Regions from separate parts of the Homo sapiens genome. Here region 1 is linked to region 2. Evidence: chromatin loops called from intact Hi-C (ENCODE). Cell type or tissue: Calu3. All regions are shown on one strand. Each heading gives the region's core, and the rest is flanking DNA. Links, peaks and the distances in the headings are about the cores only.

What was found. Peaks named below come from ENCODE experiments on the same cell type or tissue, not always from the same donor. Only the 100,000 strongest peaks of a DNase experiment are listed, where the experiment ranks them.
Region 1: a loop joins it to region 2, with 3 times the contacts of the local background. A loop is called at or near these places in 5 of 110 quality-filtered maps.

Annotation. Positions count from the first base shown.
Region 1 is chr6:111,640,230-111,644,623 of GRCh38, forward strand. It overlaps LOC105377944 (a long non-coding RNA gene), which reads right to left. Exons shown (of 3, transcript XR_942874.3): 3 at 2,107-2,656. Among named protein-coding and RNA genes, the nearest start is that of TRAF3IP2, 37 kb to the left of the region's middle. RefSeq lists a silencer at 2,357-2,651. In Calu3, for the core only: a CTCF peak has its summit at 2,514 (motif pointing left); a DNase peak (open chromatin) is centred at 2,522.
Region 2 is chr6:111,587,270-111,591,663 of GRCh38, forward strand. TRAF3IP2 (TRAF3 interacting protein 2) reads right to left here. Exons shown (of 9, transcript NM_147686.4): 2 at 3,989-4,394. It also overlaps TRAF3IP2-AS1. Among named protein-coding and RNA genes, the nearest start is that of TRAF3IP2, 16 kb to the right of the region's middle. RefSeq lists an enhancer at 3,928-4,394. In Calu3, for the core only: no CTCF peak of the experiment used is centred there; DNase peaks (open chromatin) are centred at 2,272 and 4,302.

The sequences.
Region 1 (4,394 bases), core at 310-4,309, 53 kb after region 2:
AAATTCATATACTGAAGCTCTAACCTCCAATACCTCAGAATGTGATTGTTATTTGGAGATAAGGCCTTTAAAGAGGTACTGTCATTAAGTTAAAACGAGGCCTTTAGGGTGAGCCTTAATCCAATCTGATAGTGTCTGCTGTTATAAGAAGAGGAGATTAGGATAGACAGACAGTGGGGATGTGTGTGATCAGAGGAAAGGCCACCTGAGGGAGGACACAGGGAGAAGGTGGCCATATTTAAGCCAGGAGGACAGGCCTTAGAAGAAACCAGACCTGCTGACACCTTGATCTTGGACTTGTAGCCTCCAGAACTGTGAGAAATTTCTGTTGTTTAAGCCACCCAGTCTGTGGTACTTTGTTATGGCAGTCCTAGCAAACTAATACATTTGTGTTGATTTTTATATTCTTCAGTGCCACATTTAGTCTAAAACTCTAAAAGCATAGCAACTTCCCACGTCTACAGAGAAGTCAGACCAGGCTGTTTTCAGCACGTGAAGAGCTGTCTTTTTTTTTTTTTTTTTTTTTTTTTTTGAGATGGAGTTTTGCTCTTGTTGCCCAGGCTGGAGTGCAATGGTGTGATTTCGGCTCACCGCAACCTCCACCTCCCAGGTTCAAGTGATTCTCCTGTCTCAGCCTCCCAAGTAGCTGGGATTACAGGTGCACGCCACCACACCTGGCTAATTTTTGTATTTTTAGTAGAGGCGGGGTTTCATCATATTGGTCAGGCTGGTCTCAAACTCCTGATGTCAGGTGATCTGCCTGCCTCGGCCTCCCAAAGTGCTGGGATTACAGACGTGAGCCACCGTACCCGGCCTAGTCATCTTTTTTGAAAACATTTTGATGGTAAGCAGCACTTTGGAATTCCTGAGGTTGTTTTTCTTTTTCTTTAAAAAATTCTAGACAAATGAGATTTTCTAAATTTGGTGGGGGTGGGGGTGATGTTAAGGATAATTACTGAAAAAATCAAAAATTTAAATAGTATTGTCAATAATTCTCAAGATAAAAATTCTCAAGCTAAATCTCATAAAGTAATTATAAAAAATCTTTGATTCTGTTTAATTAAAAAACATGTTTCTATGTATATTAATGCTTTATAGTTCAATAAAAAGTTCAAAAATAAAATGAAAATAGATAAAAATTACTGGAAGACACCATGAATCTAATTTTAGGTTGTACTTTTAAAAATTTAAATCTTTTAAGGAACTATGGTAATTGCTGTATTTTTTTTCTTTTGGAATAAAACAGTGAGAAATAAGTGAATCTCTTTAAATTCCAATTATGAATGAACACAAAGGAAGGTGTGAATGGCATATTAACAAGAGCATGTGAGGGAGTCATGACTTGGTTTTCTAACTTAGGGTAATGTGTGTTTCACAGGAAAACTGAAGAGCTGTGCTGCTGCAAAGCAGTTTTGAAATCTACTTAATAAACTCCATATTATAAATAGACATTTGATTTCTGGCGTGGCGCAGTGACCCACGCCTGTAATCCCAGCACTTTGGGAAGCTGTGGGCGAGTGGATTACTTGAGGTCAGGAGTTTGAGACCAGCCTGGCCAACATGGTGAAACCCCATCTCTACTAAAAATACAAAAATTAGCCGGGCATGGCCGGGCACGGTGGCTCACGCCTGTAATCCCAGCACTTTGGGAGGCCGAGGCGGGCGGATCACGAGGTCAGGAGATCAAGACCATCCTAGCTAACACAGTGAAACCCCGTCTCTACTGAAAATAGAAAAAAATAGCCAGGCGTGGTGGCGGGCGCCTGTAGTCCCAGCTACTCGGGAGGCTGAGGCAGGAGAATGGCGTGAACGTGGGAGGCGGAGCTTGCAGTGAGCCGAGATCGCGCCACTGCACTCCAGCCTGGGCGACAGAGCAAGAATCCGTTTCAAAAAAAAAAAAAAATTAGCCGGGCATGGTGGTGCGTGCCTGTAATCCCAGCTACTCAGGAGGCTGAGGCAGGAGAATCACTTGTACTTGGGAGGTGGAGGCTGCAGTGAGCCGAGATCACACCGCCGCACTCCAGCTTGGGTGACAGAGTGGGAAGCTGTGCCAAAAAAAAAAAAAAAAAAGAAAAGACATTTGACTTCTATTGGTTTCCTCTAAACCAAATATGAAAGTTGACTCCTAAAATTCATTTTTGGTGAGGATCATCTCAACACAACAATGAGGAAGAGTAACTCTGTATTTGGTAATTTCCCCAGTGTCACAGAAGCAGGGGTTCAAACCAACTCTTCTTTCTGGCACCAAAGCCTGTGCCCTTCACCACTACGGTAGATGAGATTGAAAGACTTGGTCGTGACTCTTCACTCCCCTTTGTCATAACATTGCAGAGCCCACCCTTCAAGTACAGGGAATATGTCCTGACCTATTGATGTGTGCTTGGCCACATTATTAGAATGGCCAATGGAATTTGAGACATCGCGATGCACTCTGAGGTCTTGAAAGTTTGAAAGGCTTAACTTAGCTCTGAGGGCTTCTGTGATAGCCATAAGACACGAATTTCCCAGGAAGCCACTGCCCCCTTCAGCCTGGGCCCAGAATAAACACTGTGAAACAGACCTGAACTTGACCTGAAGCCTGCAGCCAAGTTCTGCCGTGGGCAAATTGGAACTCTGAGCCTGGAGTCCAGTCAAGTACAGCAGGGTCCTGGTCTACCTGCAGACCCATGAGAAAAAAAAAAAAAAATCCAACTTGTCATTTTAAGCCGTTAAGTTTTGGAATAATTTCTGTAAGCCTAGCATTATTGTAGCAATAGTCAAATGATAAACCACTACTTGACATATTCAAAATATGGTCCTTGGACACTGGTATCAAAATCATCTGGAACTTATTAAAAATGAAGATTATAGGAAGATGATTACTCACTTACACTAAGGAGTTTAATGGAACAAGTCAGCAGGAGATACTAAATTTAATAATATATTAAAATTAATATGGAAGCAATTCCACTTCTAGATATTTCTCCAAGGGAAAGCCTTACAGATGTCCATAAAAAGGGCAAGGATGTAACGTTGTTTGTAACACTGAAAATCTGGAAATAACCTAAATATCCATCAACAGAAGAATGGTTAAATGATGCCATTTCCACCTTATGGCATACTAATAAATATTATTTGTTAAAAAGAAGCGAGAAAAATTCTCTGAGTCATACTGTTTGATGAAAAGTCAAGATGCAGAACAATATGTGCAGTAAGATTTCATTTATGTAAAGGAAAGGCATGTCTATGTAAATGTATTTAAAAAAAGATACAAACCAAGATACAAACCAAGTTGATAAGTGATTACCTTTGGTAAGGTATGATGTTGAGAAGTGTGTGTGGGGGGTCACTGCTTTATCTGTAGTGTTTATTGTTTTTACACTGACTAGGTTGTACACATATATTACTGTGCCATTAAGAAGAAAAATATTATGTATTTAATGTAGCTGAACTGGTGGCTCATGTCTGTAATCCCAGCACTTTGGGAGGCCAAGGTGGGAAGATTGCTTGATGAACCTGGGCTACATAGTGAGACCCTGTCTCTACAAAAAATTCAAAAATTAAAATTAGCCGGGCATGGTTGTGTGCACCTGTAGTCTTGGCTACTCGGGAGGCTGAGGTGGGAGGATCACTTGAGCCCAGGTGATTGAGGCTGCAGTGAGCTGTGATTGCACCACTGCACTCCAACTGAGGTGACAGAGCGAGACCCTGTCTCTAAAAAATTTTTAAAAAAAATTTAAATCTGGATTTTTAGGTTTCACCCCAAATCAGAAGAGTCTAGGAATCTGCATTTAACTAAATTTTCAGCCCCTGCCCTCTCAGTTGCTTGAGTCAGCAGCAAGCTCAGGAGGAAGCAGCCAGCCAGGGGAAGAGCTGGAAATGTGATGTGGCCTGGGCAAAAGGCACACTGCAGGATTTCCCCTGTGTGGGGGAGGCAGTGGAGAATTCTGCCTGAGGGTTTTCGGTTTTAAGAAAACCAAACGAGGCCAGGCACGGTGGCTCACGCCTGTAATCCCAGCACTTTGGGAGGCTGGGGCAGGCAGATCATGAGGTCAGGGGATGGAGGCCATCCTGGCTAACATGGTGAAACCCCGTCACTACTAAAAATACAAAAAGTTAGCTGGGCATGGTGGCAGATGTCTGTAGTCCCAGCTACTTGGGAGGCTGAGGCAGGAGAATCGCTTGAATCCAGGAGGCGGAGGTTGCAGTAAGCTGAGATCGCACCACTGCACTTCAGGCTGGGTGACAGAGCAAGACTCCATTCAGCGGCTGGAGAAAGTCCCTGTTAATGGCTAGGTTGCCCTCTACAGGGCATCGCCATCCCACCCTGGTCCCATCCCACCCCTGGGGGAGTTTATCTGAATCTTGGAAGGGTAAGACGAGGTACTTGAGATAGTTGCATTTATCAAAAGAGG
Region 2 (4,394 bases), core at 355-4,354:
TTTTAAGACTGAGTCTCATTCTGTTGACCAGGCTGGAGTGCAGTGGCGCGATCTCAGCTCACTGCAACCTCCACCTTCCGGGTTCAAGTGATTCTCATGCCTCAGCCTCCCCGAGTAGCTGGGATTACAGGTGCCCACCACCATGGCTGGCTAATTTTTGTATTTTTAGTAGACAACATTTCACCATATTGGCCAGGCTGGTCTTGAACTCCTGACCTCAAGTGATCTGCCCTCCTCTGCCTCCCAAGGTGTTGGGATTACAGGTGTGAGCCACTGCACCCGGCCGTTTGCTATTTTTAAAAATCAACAAAAGTATATGAAATTAGAAGGAAAATATACCTGTCTCCTCTTAATTCCCTGCTCCCCTCCCCACCAAGATCACCACTAGATCCTTCTAGACTTAATATGTATATATAAACCTATATAGTTTTTAAAAAATAAACATGGATGGGATCATCACTGCAGCTCTTGCCTTTCAACTTAATCTTTTTGATGTCAGAATGTGTATTCAGTGCAACATGGGCCTAGTAGTCCATAGTATACATAAATCACAAATGACTTATCTGGCCCCTTATTGATAGGCATTGTAATTGTTTTTGTTTTTACTCTAATGCAACAATGCTTTAATAAACATTCTTGTTCTTGTATTTGTATATGCTTGTTTAATGTTTCTATAGGACAGATTCCTATAAGTGAAACTGCTGGGCCAAAGAGGAAGCACATATAAAACTGTGATAGTGAAATTGCCTTCTGGGAGATTGCACCAATTTACACTCCTATCAAGAGTGATTGGGAATATTCATTTCTCTCTAACTCCACTAACACTGGATGTTGTCCAAAGTTTTTATTTTTGCACAACTAATCAAGGAAAAGGTATCTTTAAGAATTTTGCACTTCTTAAATCTAATGATATTGAGCTTGGTTTAATTTTCATATTGGCTATTTGTGTATCTTCTGTGAATTATTCCCCTCTCCTATCCCCATTCTCTCCCCTCTGCCTTTCAACACCTCTTTTCGCCCCAAGGATCCTAGATGTCTCTCCCCAACCCCCTAACAGAAGGAAATAATACAGAGAGCAAGGGGATGGTGAAATGATGAAAGAAAGCAGGTCCTGGGGCAATAGGGACAAAAAGTGTTCCCAGTCAGGAGTGTTTGCCTTTTAAAGGAGCCTGCCCCAATGGGACAACGCTCACCTCCAAAGACTGGATTGCCAATGGCGCTGTTTCAGCTCCAACAACAGGAAAAGTATTTTCCGTGGGAAGTATTTTCCAGAAGGTCCTGGGACCTTCATTATAACATTGAGTCAGTGCTTTTTTTGTCTATCACAATGAGGCTTTCCCTTGTTAGTAGTCAGAGTCAGCTGCTTGGGACTGTATCACAAAGCCTTAAGTATTCACAGTTCTTCGCATTAATCTAAGGAGTTAATCGGAAGTGCAGTTAAAAACATATGTATGCAATGCTTGCCATAGCATTGCTTATTGGATCAGAAAACTGGAAACTATTTTAAATGTCCAACAATAAAGAATAGGTTCATAACAATTTGGTAGATGCGTCTGATGAAATACAATGAAGCAGTTTTAAATGATTCTGGAATAAGTACTCAATGTCACTGAAAACTATTTTAATTTTAGATTAAAAATATATGCAAAGAAAAAAACACTGAAAATTGATATGTCAAAACCCTAATAAGGAATTCTATTTGGGTGGCAGAAATATGAAAACTTTTTCTTTTCTTTTTTGAACTTCTGGGCATATTTTAATTTTGGGAGTGACCAAATATTATAATGATCAGAAAAATTATCTTTTTTTTTTTTTTTTTTGAGATGGAGTCTCACTGTGTCATCGCCCAGGTGCAGTCTCGGCTCACTGTAACCTCTGCCTCCCAGGTTCAGGCAATTCTTGTGCCTCAGTCTCCCGAGTAGCTGGGATTACAGGCGCCCGCCACAACAACTGGCTAATTCTTTTTGTATTTTTAGCAGAGACAGTGTTTCACCATGTTGGCCAGGCTAGTCTCAAACTTCTGATCTCAAGTGATCCACCCACCTTGGCCTCCCAAAGTGCTGGGATTACAAAGTGGGGTGAGCCACCGTGCCTGGTGAAAACTTACCTTTAAATACAGATAACAGAATGTTAAAAAGTAGTTTATGGTATTATTCTCACAAATTACTCCTTTTAAACCTGGCAATCACTGAGAAATACAGCCTTGACCTTGCCAACATTCAGTTCTCAGTGATTCATACTTAAGGGAATCCACCACCACACCCACCCTATGACTGGGCGCTTAGAGCAGGGGTGGCATCCATGCACTCCCACTCTGTTGACTTCCCAGCATTTATACACCACGTCCCAGTTTTAGGCATCAGAGGCTCTTTCTCCCGCTCCAGCCCAAGGCCCCATTCTCCTTACACCCTCCTGCTTCCCCAGCCCCTGCCCTCATTCCTGATCTCACACTCATTCTTACCTATTTCTTCCAAGCATCTTCTAAGTTACATTTCTCTATCTCCTCTTTGTTTTTTTCTTTTTTGAGTTATGAATTACTGTGTTGCTCTCTTCACTTTAGGAAGCTTTATACTTAGTATACATGTACTAATATGTAAATTATGGTTGATTACAGCATTTGTAATTATTTCTATAATTTATTTTAAAGCTGCGCATCAGGCCTTTGGTCAGGCACTTCTTACACTCTGAACTACTTTCTGTCCAGTGTTTATTTGCTAAGAAAAATATCAGGCCTCACAGCCCTGTGTTTCATCTGTAAAGCCCTTTTGTTATTTTCCAGTGGCCTCAGCGGAGATTTAACATCAAGAATGGTAGTAGGAAAAAAAAAATGGTGATAGAACCTTTTATCTCAACCTAAGACTTATCACTTTCAGAGATGCTTCCTGCACTGATACATATTATTATTTCGGAAGTAGTTTATTGAGAGTCTAGTATGTGCCAGACACTGTGCTTAAATCCTGGGGAATTATGAATTGAAAGTACACGTTTGCATTTGCAGATGCATAAAAACTTGCAGTCTAGAAGGAGAGGAGACACGTACATAATTAGATGCCATGCTGGTGTTAGGTGTCCCAACAGGGCCAGAGCAGGAGGGAGACAGAGGCCCTGAAGGAGAACGTGATCTGGGGAGGTTTCCAGAGGGACACTTGAGCTAAGTCTCAAAAAATGTGTATGATGGTGGTTGCATAACTCTGTAAATATACTAAAACTTATTGAATTTTTTATTTAAAATGGGTTAAGGGTAAACCTTGCAGTATGTATATTAGATCTCGATAAAGCAGTTTTTTTAAAAGGTGTATTGAAACTGGGTCAAACACACCAGAAGGGGAAGAACATCCCCAAGAGAGAGAAGAGCCTGGCAAACGCATGGAGATGTGAACCATCGCGACAAGTAGGGGGACTGCCAGTCTTAGAGTGGCTGGAATGTAGGGTAGCTGTGGATGGCTCAAGTGTCCAAAAGGATTTAAGCAGCAAAATCACAGAAACAACTTCATTTTCATGTAATGGCCCGAATCCCAGAGTCTCAATGACATTCTGGGCACCTTCTGGTTTTTTGTTTTGTTTTGCTTTGTTTTTGACTAAAAGCCCTTTCTCTGCCAAGTCTAAGATGGGGAAGAAAGATGACGAGAAGGAAGAACCCATATGCCCAAAGATTAGAACAAAAAATACATTTTCTAGAAATCATTTTGGTCATCTCTCTGCTTCTAGGCAGGTTTGTTAAACTAACCCAGACAGAGGAACCCATTTTGTCCTTAAAGGTCCCTAGAGAAGGAGACTCCAAGTGGGACAGGCTTTAGGCTAAGAAAAAGCATTCTCTGCAGGCCCTTTGCAAATCCAGCCACACATGGAAAGCCCCTAAGAGAAGCAGAATGCCCTCCCTGCATTCTGACCTGTTCATGCCAGCCTAGTGACACGAAGCATTGATGTGAGGCCCTTGTTTCTTCAGTCACCCAGCCCAGAATGCCCAGAGGAGGTAAAGATCACTTACATGGCACCTGGTGATCGGGACTTCCAGGACAATGGTAATGATAGTTCCATGGAGCATGTGGGGAAAGATTGGGAGGCAGCATCTGTGCACATGCTGGATACCTCTGAGGTTCAAACTGAGGGAACTCCCTGGACCTGAGAGGTCTGGGGAGGTCCTGGGGGTAACACACGGAGGTGAGGGGCAGGGGCCTTTCCAGCTGCCTGATGCCCAGGACATCCTGGGGCTGGGAATCATATCCCGTGTCTATGGTTGGCAGATCCAGGCCTGCTCGGTTCCTGTGAGGCTGGGGCCGTTGCACCATCTCCTGGCTACCGCCCAAGGAGTCTGCTGAGGCATTAGGTAAACTTTGGTCTGATTTGTCTGAGTCATGGCCAGTGTCAGGAGAAGCCGCTGAAAGCTGAGATAC